2 separate regions of the Mus musculus genome follow, and region 1 is linked to region 2. A link is a contact called in ENCODE POLR2A ChIA-PET data. All regions are on one chromosome and are shown on one strand. Each heading gives the region's core, a stretch centred on a gene start or an enhancer-like site at or near the end of the contact. The rest is flanking DNA. Distances are from core to core; before and after follow the strand shown. Region 1 overlaps Dhx57 (DEAH (Asp-Glu-Ala-Asp/His) box polypeptide 57). Region 2 holds the start of Srsf7 (serine and arginine-rich splicing factor 7).

The links. ChIA-PET counts read pairs that join two places held with the same protein, here RNA polymerase II (POLR2A).
Region 1: POLR2A ChIA-PET joins it to region 2 with 122 read pairs in Patski. The contact joins the enhancer-like site here to the promoter of Srsf7 in region 2. POLR2A ChIA-PET finds 5 or more read pairs at or near these places in 5 of 5 experiments (Patski and embryonic stem cell).

What each region holds. Positions count from the first base shown.
Region 1 is chr17:80,249,094-80,254,523 of GRCm38, forward strand. Dhx57 (DEAH (Asp-Glu-Ala-Asp/His) box polypeptide 57) reads right to left here. Exons shown (of 24, transcript NM_001163759.1): 15 at 5,172-5,345; 16 at 3,994-4,194; 17 at 2,139-2,415; 18 at 927-1,022; 19 at 760-843. Among named protein-coding and RNA genes, the nearest start is that of Gm52289, 19 kb to the left of the region's middle. Within about 2 kb of position 3,803, at least 1 of the 3 ENCODE cell types and tissues checked has a DNase peak (open chromatin) inside an H3K27ac peak, as active enhancers do.
Region 2 is chr17:80,203,783-80,209,744 of GRCm38, forward strand. Srsf7 (serine and arginine-rich splicing factor 7) reads right to left here and starts at 3,523. Exons shown (of 8, transcript NM_146083.2): 1 at 3,393-3,523; 2 at 2,066-2,246; 3 at 1,480-1,656; 4 at 531-605; 5 at 340-450. The coding sequence starts at 3,420. It also overlaps a transcript of Gemin6 not described here.

The DNA.
Region 1 (5,430 bases), core at 2,553-5,052, 46 kb after region 2:
TGAGCCCCTTACCTGAGCCGAGAGTAGCTAGCATTTCTCTCAGTGAAACTCACCTGCAGACCTTTCCCTCCTTTCCTACCTTATGGAGGCCCTGGATCACAGCTGATGCTGGGGACACGGGACATTATTAAGGGTTTTACATTTAGACACTAACACTTGCCAATGTCTTTGTCTTGGGGCTTTTGTTCAAATATAGGCTAACAAGAATCAAATGCAGTGGCTCATGTCTGAGGGCTCCTTACTTGGAAGGCAAGGAGAGGCAAGAGGACTGAGTGCAGGTGCTAAGGACAGTCCTGGCAACACAAAAGTGCCTTTTAATTACTTTAAAAGTGGGAGGCACTCATGGATGGGGGATGGTTTGCTTAGCATGCTGGCAACCTGAATCCAATTCATTTCACTGGTCAGAACAAACCAGGTCAGGTCAGGTCAGGTCTGGTCAGGTCTCTGGATGTCAGGAAGCAGCAGAACTAAGACCACCTTGTTTGTGTTCCTTGGGCCTCCCTTTCTCCAGTCTCCAGATTGTTAGTGAAACAAAAGCTTTGTAGAGACCTTCTCCATCAAGACGCTGGCTTCCCAGACGCCATGGAAGGAGGCCTACAACAGTGTCACAGGGGAAGACAGAAACACATATCCTCATCTTCAGAAATCCATTTTGCATAGCTGAGAAGACTGAGCAGTCCCACTGTCCTGACAACCCCTCTGGGCAACTGCCAGCTACGCCAGCGAGATGATGAGGATGGCACAGAAGACCCAACTCACCTGCAGGGTTCTCCCAGACAGGAAATTCTGTCTGCAGTAATTATAGCTTGCTCGTGCGCTTTCTTTTGTACTCAGCTGCCAACCCTAAATCGTGGAGAGAATCAAGCTGAACTTACTGACATTGGTGCCAGCTGTGGCCACACACCCACGTTCTGAGGGCCCCTTACCTTATATGCACATAGAAGGGCCAGGTAATCGCTGTTTGCAAATGCAAACTCCAGCTTTTTCTGATTAGCTTCTTCTTTCTTATCCCAGGGAGACACCTAGATGAGGAATGGATTTGAAGGACACGGTGTATCTGAGGTTTCAAATGGCCCCTTCCTATGCTGAAGCCACTACCTGGGGAAACCTCTTGCAGGGTCAGGGTCAAGCCCGACAGTGAAGCTGATGAGTGGCCTGTTTGTTCTGTGAGTTCGAAATGAACCCAAGATAAGTTCTTTGGTCTTTTAGGGCCGAATGGCAAAAGACAAGCCATCAAAGGACCGCTCTTTTTTTTCAGGCTCTGTCATTTGGCTCTTTCTACTTCTTTCTTTTAATGATTTACCTTTATGTGCATTGGTGTTTTGCCTGCAGGTGTCAGTAAGGGTGACAGATTCCCTGAAACTGGAGATACAAATAGCTGTGAGCTGCCATGTGGGTGCTGGGAATCAAACCCTGGTCCTCTGGAAGAGCAGCCAGTGTTCTTAACTGTTGAGACATCTCTCTAGCCCCCGTTTTTGATTTTTAAGACACTCTCACTGTGAGACTCTGGCTAGCCTAGAACTTGCTATGTACACTAAGCTGGCTTCAAAATTGTGGTGCCTCTGCTTCCAGAATAAAAGATCATCACACCTAACTTATCTTTTTTTATGTTGATGTCTGGGAGAGGGATTTTTTTCTATAGCCCAGACTGGCCTGGAACTCACCATGCAGCTCGGGCTGGCATTGGAAGCTGGTCATGGTGGGATGCTTATACAGAACCCAAACCTTTTCCTCCCTCCTCTGGTGCTAGGGATTGCACTTGAACTCCTAAGGTCTGACTTAGATTTTACACGAGTGGACTGTGCGTGCAGACTACCTTTCTATTGAGTTACTTTTCACAGCTGATGCATGTGTTCACTACCTTTTGAAATTATATAGTGGTGTCTTGCTGCTTACTATTTTTGATTGTTCTAAAATAAGCAATAGTAAACAAAAAGCATATTATTATTTTAATAAGCTATACCTCTAATCCCCAAGGTTTTTTGGGGGATGGGGAAATAAAGATTTTTCTAAGGATCACATACCATTGTGCTCTGAGATCTTTCACACCCACACACATGCACTCACATACCTCAAAAGTCTAAAGATCCCTTTGAGAACTGTGACATAAAATTCCAATTTAGACAAATGTCACTTACAAAAGGGGACTTGAAAGCCAAGCTGGCAGCAATGGTGAGAGCAGGGTCCAAACAGCGGAAGATAGAACCTAAGAGCATCAGCTTGCCTATCCTCACGTCCACGGGCAGAGAGGCCAAGTGATAACCCAGCGGGGTCAGTTTTTCATCTGGAGTCAAGGCTCCCAAGTCTCGCAACCGTACTTTTGAGGCACGAAGAGAATCAATATGTGGAGGTTCAATGAGCCGAGAGAACACGGACTGGAGATTATGAGTACTAAACATTTCTAAAATTTTAATTCTGAAAAAGAATAAAATCATGATTTATAAATTTGATAGCTGGTAGAATGAAGCAGAGGGATCTTTTGTTTCTTAAGAAATGCCTTAAAAAAAAAAGATGATTTTAATCCTTGCTAATTATGTGAGATGTGTCTGCCTGTGGGTGTGTACACACAGTGCAGGTGCTCACGTCGAGGCCAGAGGTGTAGGCTCCCTTGGAACTGTATTCCAAATGGTTACGAGGAACTGTCTGACAATGGGCACTGGGAACTGAACTCAGGTCCTCTGCAAGAGCAGCAAGTGCTCTTAGGCCTCTCTCCAGCTCCTCCTGAGTACCTTTCTAAGCCACACAGCACAGCATGGCTTTGAGACAAGTGGAAGGAGCTTCCTCAATTCCAAGACTACAGACAAGGATCACCATACCCAGCTGCAGGGTTGCTTTAAGAAAAGCCTTTAAAATCTTGTCCTCTAGTTTTCTTAGCAATAAACTACAGAGACACTTAAAGTTTACCTACCCATATTAAAAATTCTTTTAACAAACTTTCAAAGTGGCCTTTTTCTCTTAACAGTGGGTTCGGATTATGACAGGCAGTTCTGATGGTGAACGAAGTATAGGTAAGGGTGTGGGAATCCAAGCCGGACCTGGTGGCACACGCCTTTAATCTCAGCACTCGGGAGGCAGAGGCAGGAGGATTTCTGAGTTCAAGGCCAGCCTGGTCTACAGAGTGAGTTCCAGGACAGCCAGGGCTATATAAAGAAACCCAATCCACCTGCCTCTGCCTCCCGAGTGCTGGGATCAAAGGTGTGCGCCTCCACCACCTGGTTTTAGAGTCTCTTTTGGTGTTATCAGCTCAAATAAGACAGCTGTCTGTCATTAAAGTACATGTATTTGGTGCTTGGCTTTCTCTCTTGAGGCATTTCCCTGTAGCCATGCCCTGACAGTGACGAATGTAGTGAAACTGTAAGAAGGAATAAATGATGAACTACGCTGGCAGGAGCCAGAGTGGATTAGAGCACGGGGCAGAGGGCTTGACCACCGTGCATAGCACTTAAAAAGAGCTCTATACAACTAAGCCTTACTGTAGCCTTGGTTATTTTATTTCCCTTTTTAAGTTAACAACTGGATAAAAGAGTATGGATATTTTGCAATTCTTATATCATCAAGCAATTTTTCATAAACATTGAATTAAAAATTCTTTAGCTCATATAATATTGAATCTGTTCAACTACTTACTAAATCCCATTTTATGACATTTGTTCATTAGCTAACAATGGTGTTGTAAGTTTTGTTTACTTTTCTCTAACTGATAATGAGGCTGTAGATTTTTCCCTGGCATACTGTGATACTTGTGTCCTCTGGCAGGAAGTCCCTGGCAAGTCAAGTTACTTTCCTAATTTAGAAATGTCTTCTTGAGGATGTGAAAGTCTCTGTGTGCAGAGTTACATGGGAGGAGGGGGCCACACTGATGTGCTTTCTGCAAATGGTGACTTCATGCACTCTACTCTCAGCACAATGTCCTGCTAGGAAAAAGATCATGAAACTTAAATAGGAGGAGGAGCGGGGCCCAGGCAAGCAGAGGGGGGCCCACTGGGACATAACCTGAGGCACAGCTGCTCCAGGGGCACTCGCTGGATTTCTGGGAGCTGCTGCTTCAGAAGCTGGTGGTTGTAGTGGTGGCTCGTGAACAAGTGGAAGCAGACCCCTGATGCGACTCGGCCAGCTCGGCCTTTCCTCTGCAGAGCGTTGGCCTGAGACACGAACGTGTCCTCTAGACTTTCCATTCCTTTGCCTGCGTCGTATCTGGAAAGGAAAAGGAAATGCAAGCTTGAGTGATTCTGTGTGCATGAGTAATTCTTCAGACACTATCTCTCTCCACCCCCTCCATTAGTCTTTCTCTCTGAGACAAGGTCCCTCTTACAGGCCTGGGACTCGCCCAGTGGGGTAGGCTGGCTGACCAGTGAACATCAGTGATTCTCCTGTCTCTCCTTCCCCAGAACGGATGATACAAGTGCATGGTGCCACCTCTAGCTTTTTTCTTTTCTTTTCTTTTTCTTTTTTCTCTTCTCTTTTCTTCCTTCAATCCCTCCTTCTCTCCCCTCTTTCTTTCTTTTCTCTTCTTTCTCTTTCTTTCATTCTCTCCCTCTCTCTCCCCTTCCCCTCTCCCTCTTTCCCAGCTTCCCCCTCCCTCCCCGCCTTCCTTTTGAGACATGGTTTCTGTGTGTAGCCTTGGCTGTCCTCCAACTCACAGAGATCCACCTGCCTCTGCCTCCTGAGCACTGAGATCAAAGGCGTGCGCCACCACTGCCCGGCTCTTCCTTCCTTCTTAAGTGTGGTTCTGGGGATTGAGCATAGTTCCTGCAAGTGCTTTACTGAGCTACATTTAAGAATGTTGTCAAGACGACGGGGCACAGACAAGTGATCTTCCACCTTATTCCTGAGCTGTACAGTCTGGTCTACTGTGGGACCGTGGTGTAATTACTGCTGTGATGACTTAGGTCCGGTCTACTGTGGGACCATGGTGTAATTACTGCTGTGATGACTTAGGTCCGTCAGACACCACACACACTTGCTTTAGCCATTTCCTTCTCATCCAAGCTCATGGAAAAGTCACCTGGGAAAATGAATCCATTGCTTGTGATTGTGCATCCGTGTTTGACTTTCACATTCATGACGCTGGCCATGGAACCACATACAATATTCCTTTAGAGCACCGTGGCAGTAACCATTAAGAGCCGTGTTATCCTAAAAGAGGTTAGTCCCTCTGTTACTTCACCTACCTCTTTTCTTTCATCTTCCCAGAATCGATGACATACACAACATCATCAATGGTTATAGACGTCTCAGCAATGTTGGTGGAAATGATAATCTTAGTTACACCCATTGGAGGTTTCACAAACACCGCCTGCTGCTCTTCGCTGGATAATGATGAGTGCAGCGGGTGAATTACACATCTAAAAGGAAGTGCAGCACAGTAAGGACTCGGGCATGAGCCTTTGAGACTGACCGACCTTGCTGGGTACAGTTCTACTGAAATTA
Region 2 (5,962 bases), core at 2,273-4,772:
TTAAAAAATCTGTTTTGAGATGGGGCATGTACCTTTTTTGTCCTCCAATCCCCAGGTCCAAGTTATTTAGTCTAAGTGCTAGGAGTACAGGTGTGCACACCCTAATATTGAAGCACCCCATTTGAATGAAGATACTTCACTGTGTCACCAAGACAAGACGATCCAGCCAGGATCCAGTGGTGGCGCTCACCTTCAATCCCAGTGATTAGGTGGCAGAGGCAAGTGGATGAGTTCAAGGCCAGCCTGGTCTACAGCCAGGGCTACACAGAGAAACTCTGTCTTGATAACTAAAGCTACGACAATCCATCTACTAGTAAGCAGGAAAAATGTGCTACATACTGGAAATACCTCGATCCTATTATAGAACCAGACCTAGATCTTCTGAGTGAAGCTGATCTTGATCTACGAAGAGACACAGACCTTGATCGGCGAGGAGATGCTGATCTTGACCTAAAATTTAAAGAAGTTCTTAAGCCCATCTGTCTTACTTTTTCCCACTTGTTAAAATTTGAATTTTACAAATTTCTCACCTCCGTCCTCGGCTCCTGCTGCGGGAGCGAGAGTATCGCCTTCCCCTGGATCGGGAATGGGATCTAGATCGTGACCTATTTTTTAAGTTAGAAAAATACAACATATTAGACGATAACTCAGTTTTAGTGTTTGTGTACCTCTGCTGAAATCAAATCTCAAGACTATTTAAAATTTAGTATCTCATTTGGAAAAACTCTGGGCCTATTAAATTTTTTTTTTTTACTAACCTAAAAAAAGATTTGTTAAAAGCTGAATTACAACTTAGAATTACAAAATATAAAACGCCATAATGTGTATTTAAAATAAACCTTGCAAGTTTGCAGGTCGACCCTCTTTGGCCCATGGTCTAGTAGTAGGTCTAGTAGATCTAGATGATCTAGAAGTATCTATAGCCGATCGCTGCATCTAGATGTTTTCTTCAATCTAACGACGATCAAACTGACAGCCAAAAGAGCCAGATGAGGCTTGATTGACGCAAGAAGATTTTTCTAGTTGGGAATGTGGTCAATCTGGTGTTCCTCTTTCTAAAGCGGAGGGGGCCCCAATTGTAAGCCAAATTTACTGTTACGGCGATCACCGACTCAAATTTTCTGCCCTTTAAAGAATAAGGTGAAGCTAGGTGTAGATGACTCGAGGGGATCTGGCCTCTTATGCTGATCACCTCAAGGTCTAGGAGGATCTTAATTGTCGGATTTGCAAGGCGCCTCAGCATGATATCATAAGGCTCGTGACATTCTGAATCAAGGCGACTGACTCAAACGAAGAAACCTGAAAGGTTTTGACCAGGTTGATTATTAATATAGTAACATTTTTAATTAAACAAAAATTGTAAAATACACCTGTACAATTAACATTCAAGTTTATAGAAAAACACTAGTTTCTGCCTTGCTAATAAAAGAATTACTTTGATTAACTAGAATACCAACCATTCCTTCATTAATTAAATACCTGCTTCTTCTTCGTCGGCTATAGCGATGACAGTCATAAGCATAATGTCCCTTTTCACCACACTCATAGCATCTATCATTAGGATCAAAGGGACGACGGGCAGGTGGCCTATCAAAACGAGATCTCCGAGGCATGCCTGTTGATAGTTCAACCCTCACTCGAGAACCACAAATCACTCTACAAAACATAAGAAAATGCTAATGTTAGAATACACATGTGACTTCTAGATTTAAAAATATCAACTGCTATGTATATAAAGAAAATATCTAATAAAAATTAATTTATTAAAAAAATGTCAACTGCTCATTCTCTCTACACGGTTAGTCTTTTGTTTACAAAACCCCGCCAATTCCACCTTTAGTCCTAAATCTTAAGTTATCCAGTGCCTGAAGGGTAAGGCATGTGAGAGGCTGACAGAATGAGGGCTCCAACCACCACCGGAGCTATATGGTGAGTTCCAGGTCAACATAGGCCAGAGACACTATCAAAAATAAGGTCCACCCCCAGAGAGTCTATGATTAGCACCGAGATTACTTATCCAGCCCGAGGGAATATTTTAAAGAAATTTGAAAAACAACCCACTTACTTCCCATCCAATCCTCGAACTGCATCCTCTGCATCTCTAGGGTCTTCAAATTCCACAAAGGCGAATCCTGGAGGATTTCTGGCAATCCACACAGTTCTTAAGGGCCCATAGTAACTGAATGCCCTTTCTAACTCTCCTTTACCAGCACCAGTTCCCAGGTTACCAACATATACCTTGGTTTCTGTTTAAAAAATGTAAACAGAACAAATGTTATTCAACGTGTGATAGGGAATTCATTTCTTTAAAACAGACCATCCTTAAAGAGCTGTGCAACGTACACGTTTTGTTTTGGAGACTCTGAGCCAGCTAAGTGATCTACTCGGAGCCACCCTACAACTATGTTAGCTATACATCGCTCAAACGACTCTCAGGCCTCAACCTCCCTGAGGCAGCTAGTGCACCACCAGGTCTGGCTCCCTTTATTTAGAGGTCTTCACCAAGTACTAAATCTTACAGCGTGAAAGACTGGAAAGCCAGACCTGCGACCAAGTTCTGGCGCTCTTATAGGAAGGAAACCCTGGGAGACTGCAGCGGGAGCATGGTAGACTTGAGGCGTGCGGGGTGGAGGTGGGGCCCGGCTCGGGCCCGCCCCGCCCCCCGAGTCCCCGCAGCCTCGGGCACAACAGCGCGCGGGCTCCGGCGGCCCGGCCTGCGGAGAGGTCTACAGCGAGGATCAGGGCCGAGCCAGTTCCCGGCTTCCACAGCAGGCGCAGGCTCACCCGAGTCCCCGCCCCAGAGCCAGAAGCCACGCTCGAAACGGCGAAGGAAAAAAAAAGAGAGAGAAAAAAAGCCGTCGCCGCTTGCAGCGGTCTTCCCCTCGCGCTACTCCTCATGCCGACCAATTGTTGGACGACGCGCAGCTCGCAGCTGCCGGTTTCGTTCCGTCTCCAGCCCAACCCGAATCTTAACGCCCATCATCACTCCCCGGCTCCAGTGGCGGGAAAGCGCTGAGGAAATGCGCCACCACGGTCATCAATGTGCTCAAAATGGCAGCCGCCGCCGCCGCCGAGGGCGGGGGGTGGGGTGGTGGAGGCGGGCGGCAGCGCGGAGAAATGGCCAACGCCACCACGGCGACCCCGCCAGGCTTCGGCCTGTCCAGGAGAGACCAAAAGGCGCCAAGCGCCCGGGCCCTAAGCGGCACACATGCCCTCCAGTCCCGCTCGCCCTCCTCCTCCCCGCCCCCGCGGCCTCGGGCTTCGTACAGCGTGCGCAGGAGCCGCCATTACGCACGCGGAATAACCGTCTCTAACCGCCGCGCCGCCCCTGCGGCCCCGCTCTGCTCGGTCGGCGGGCAGCACCGTCCTCCCCTGGGGCCCTGGCCGCTTACCTCCTCCATACCGCCCGTAGCGTGACATGATGGCCGGCCCGTGTACTCGGCTCTAGCTTGGAATGCTCACAGCGCGAGTAGCACGGAAGCGGCTGCGCAACCTCCTCTGCCTGCAATCCCGGCGGCACTACAAGGAAGAGGCCGGAGTCGCGCTTATATAGGCGGCGGGCGGGGATTCTTTTTTTCTGCGCATGCGTTGTGTCAACGTTCTGCGCGGCACAAAGAAGCTGGGCGGAAACAGCCTAGAGGCGGGGCGGAGGGAACTTAGAGCGAGACTCTGCGAGCGGAGCGGAGGGATACGTTTCCATGGGAACGCCGGGATCTTGCCCATAAACCTGTGGCCTTCCGGCGGTCTCCTGCTCCCTCCCCTCCCCTTCCCCTTTCCTGAACCCTGTGGGTCCTCCTAACCTCTCCCAACCCTTTTACCTCTTCATTTTAATCTAGGAACTGACAGCGACCGTAACCTAAGTACAGGTACACTAGACCGTTCTGTGAAAGTCCGTAAAATTTAACCGCTGCTGTCCCGGTCGCCACCTTTGGGGTACCTGGCCTAGTCTGTGTTCAGTGATCTTTAAGGCTCAACAGAGGTAATTAAACTAAGACCAGTGTGAAAATAACCCTTACTCCACAGTTATGTCTAATGGTTATTGCATCACGGGCCTCAAAAGGGATGACTTCCCCCGGGGAGTCTGCATAATACCTCTCCTTTTTGCACTGAGTCACTAATTTGTTAGTTTGATCTGAGTACTTGGGGGTTTGCTGAAACAAAGGGATAGGGTTGTGGAGAAGGGGTTCTGGCAATGTTAAAGTTGTGGCAAAACTGTAAAAGTTTGCAAGCATACTGAGCCGAGACAATTCTTGCATCTGAAGCACAAATTTATTTTTCCCTTCTAGTGCTTTGGATTTTTTAAAAGTTGTGTGTGAATTTTTACTTAAAACCTTACAGCTCAGCCACTCAATACGTATCAGTCTCCCTGAGTTGCTTAAAATCTGCCTTTGAATTCTGCATTTGCCAAAATTCAACTCTAAAAAGAGAGCTAAGTTCTTTTTTTTTTAAGATTTATTTATTTATTATATGTGAGTACACTGTAGCTGACTTCAGACACTCCAGAAGAGGGAGTCAGATCTCATTACCGGTGGTTGTGAGCCACCATATGGTTGCAGGGATTTGAACTCATCATTTGAACTCAGGGATGACCTTAGGAAGAGCAGTCAGTGTTCTTACCCACTGAGCCATCTCACCAGCCCAAGTTCTTTTTATCAACCAGCAAAAAACAAACAAACCAAAAAAAACAAAAAACAAAAAACAAAAAACATTACATCGTAACTACTTGGAATACTCAAGGGTTGGAAATTTTACACATAAAAGAGGAAGTTCCTAGGTACGTGTATTTCATCTCCGTTTTCATTTGCTGTGTGTGGATTCAGGTGTGGAGTGCTTTCTCTAAAGGAGTCCTTCTTGGTCAATAAAGCATGAGACTCTTTTAAAAAAAAAAAAAAGATTCATTTGTTATTTATACGAGTACACCGTGGCTGTCTTCAGACACACCAGAAGAGGGCATCAGATACCTTATAGATGGTTGTGAGTCACCATGTGGTTGCTGGGAATTGAACTCAGGACCTCTGGAAGAGCAGTCAGTGCTCTTAACTGCTGAGCCATATCTCTAGCCCCTCCCCCCCTTTTTAAAAGCAAAGACTCTTAAGTACTACTAATTTATATGTATGTTGATTTTCAAATATTTAAAATTATAGTGTCTCAACAAAAATCTCTGGCAAGAAAATAGAAACTCTACACAGTGAAGTATATTGTTCTGCCTCAGTCTTACTACACAGTATATTGTTCTGCCTCAATCTTCCTGTGTTTGCTTGCCACAGGAACTTCTGCAGTCCAGGCCTCCCACAGATTCACTATGTATACAACCCAGAGCTTTTTTTCATGCTAGAGAAATATTCTTCTAATCTGCTTCTCTCTGAAAGGCATTGAGCAATAATTATAAACATTTGTATTCTCTCTGAAGGAATAGCAATTCTATAAAGTCTAATTCCACTTTTTTGTTTGTTTGGGATTTTGTTTGTTTGTTTTTCAAGATTGGAGTCTTTCTGAGTAGCCCTAGCTATCTTGGAATTCTCTCGGTACACCAGGCTAGCCTGGAACTCAGAGAGACCCACCTGCCTCTGTCTCTTGAGTGCTGGGATTAAATGTGTATGCCACCATGCCCAGCCTCTAGATTTGAGTTTAAATGAATCTACTTGGGTCAACACATATTCTAACATTTGCTAATATAAGCTATTGAGTGATTATTATTATGCCACAGTTGTTAAATCTTGGCTATTGGGGGCTGGTGAGATGGCTCAGTGGGTAAGAGCACCCGACTGCTCTTCCGAAGGTCAGGAGTTCAAATCCCAGCAACCACATGGTGGCTCACAACCATCCGATCCTGAGATATGACTCCCTCTTCTGGAGTGTCTGAAGACAGCTACAGTGTACTTACATATAATAAATAAATAAATAAATAAATAAATAAATCTAAAAAAAAATCTTGGCTATTACCACATTAAAGTTGGGGGTT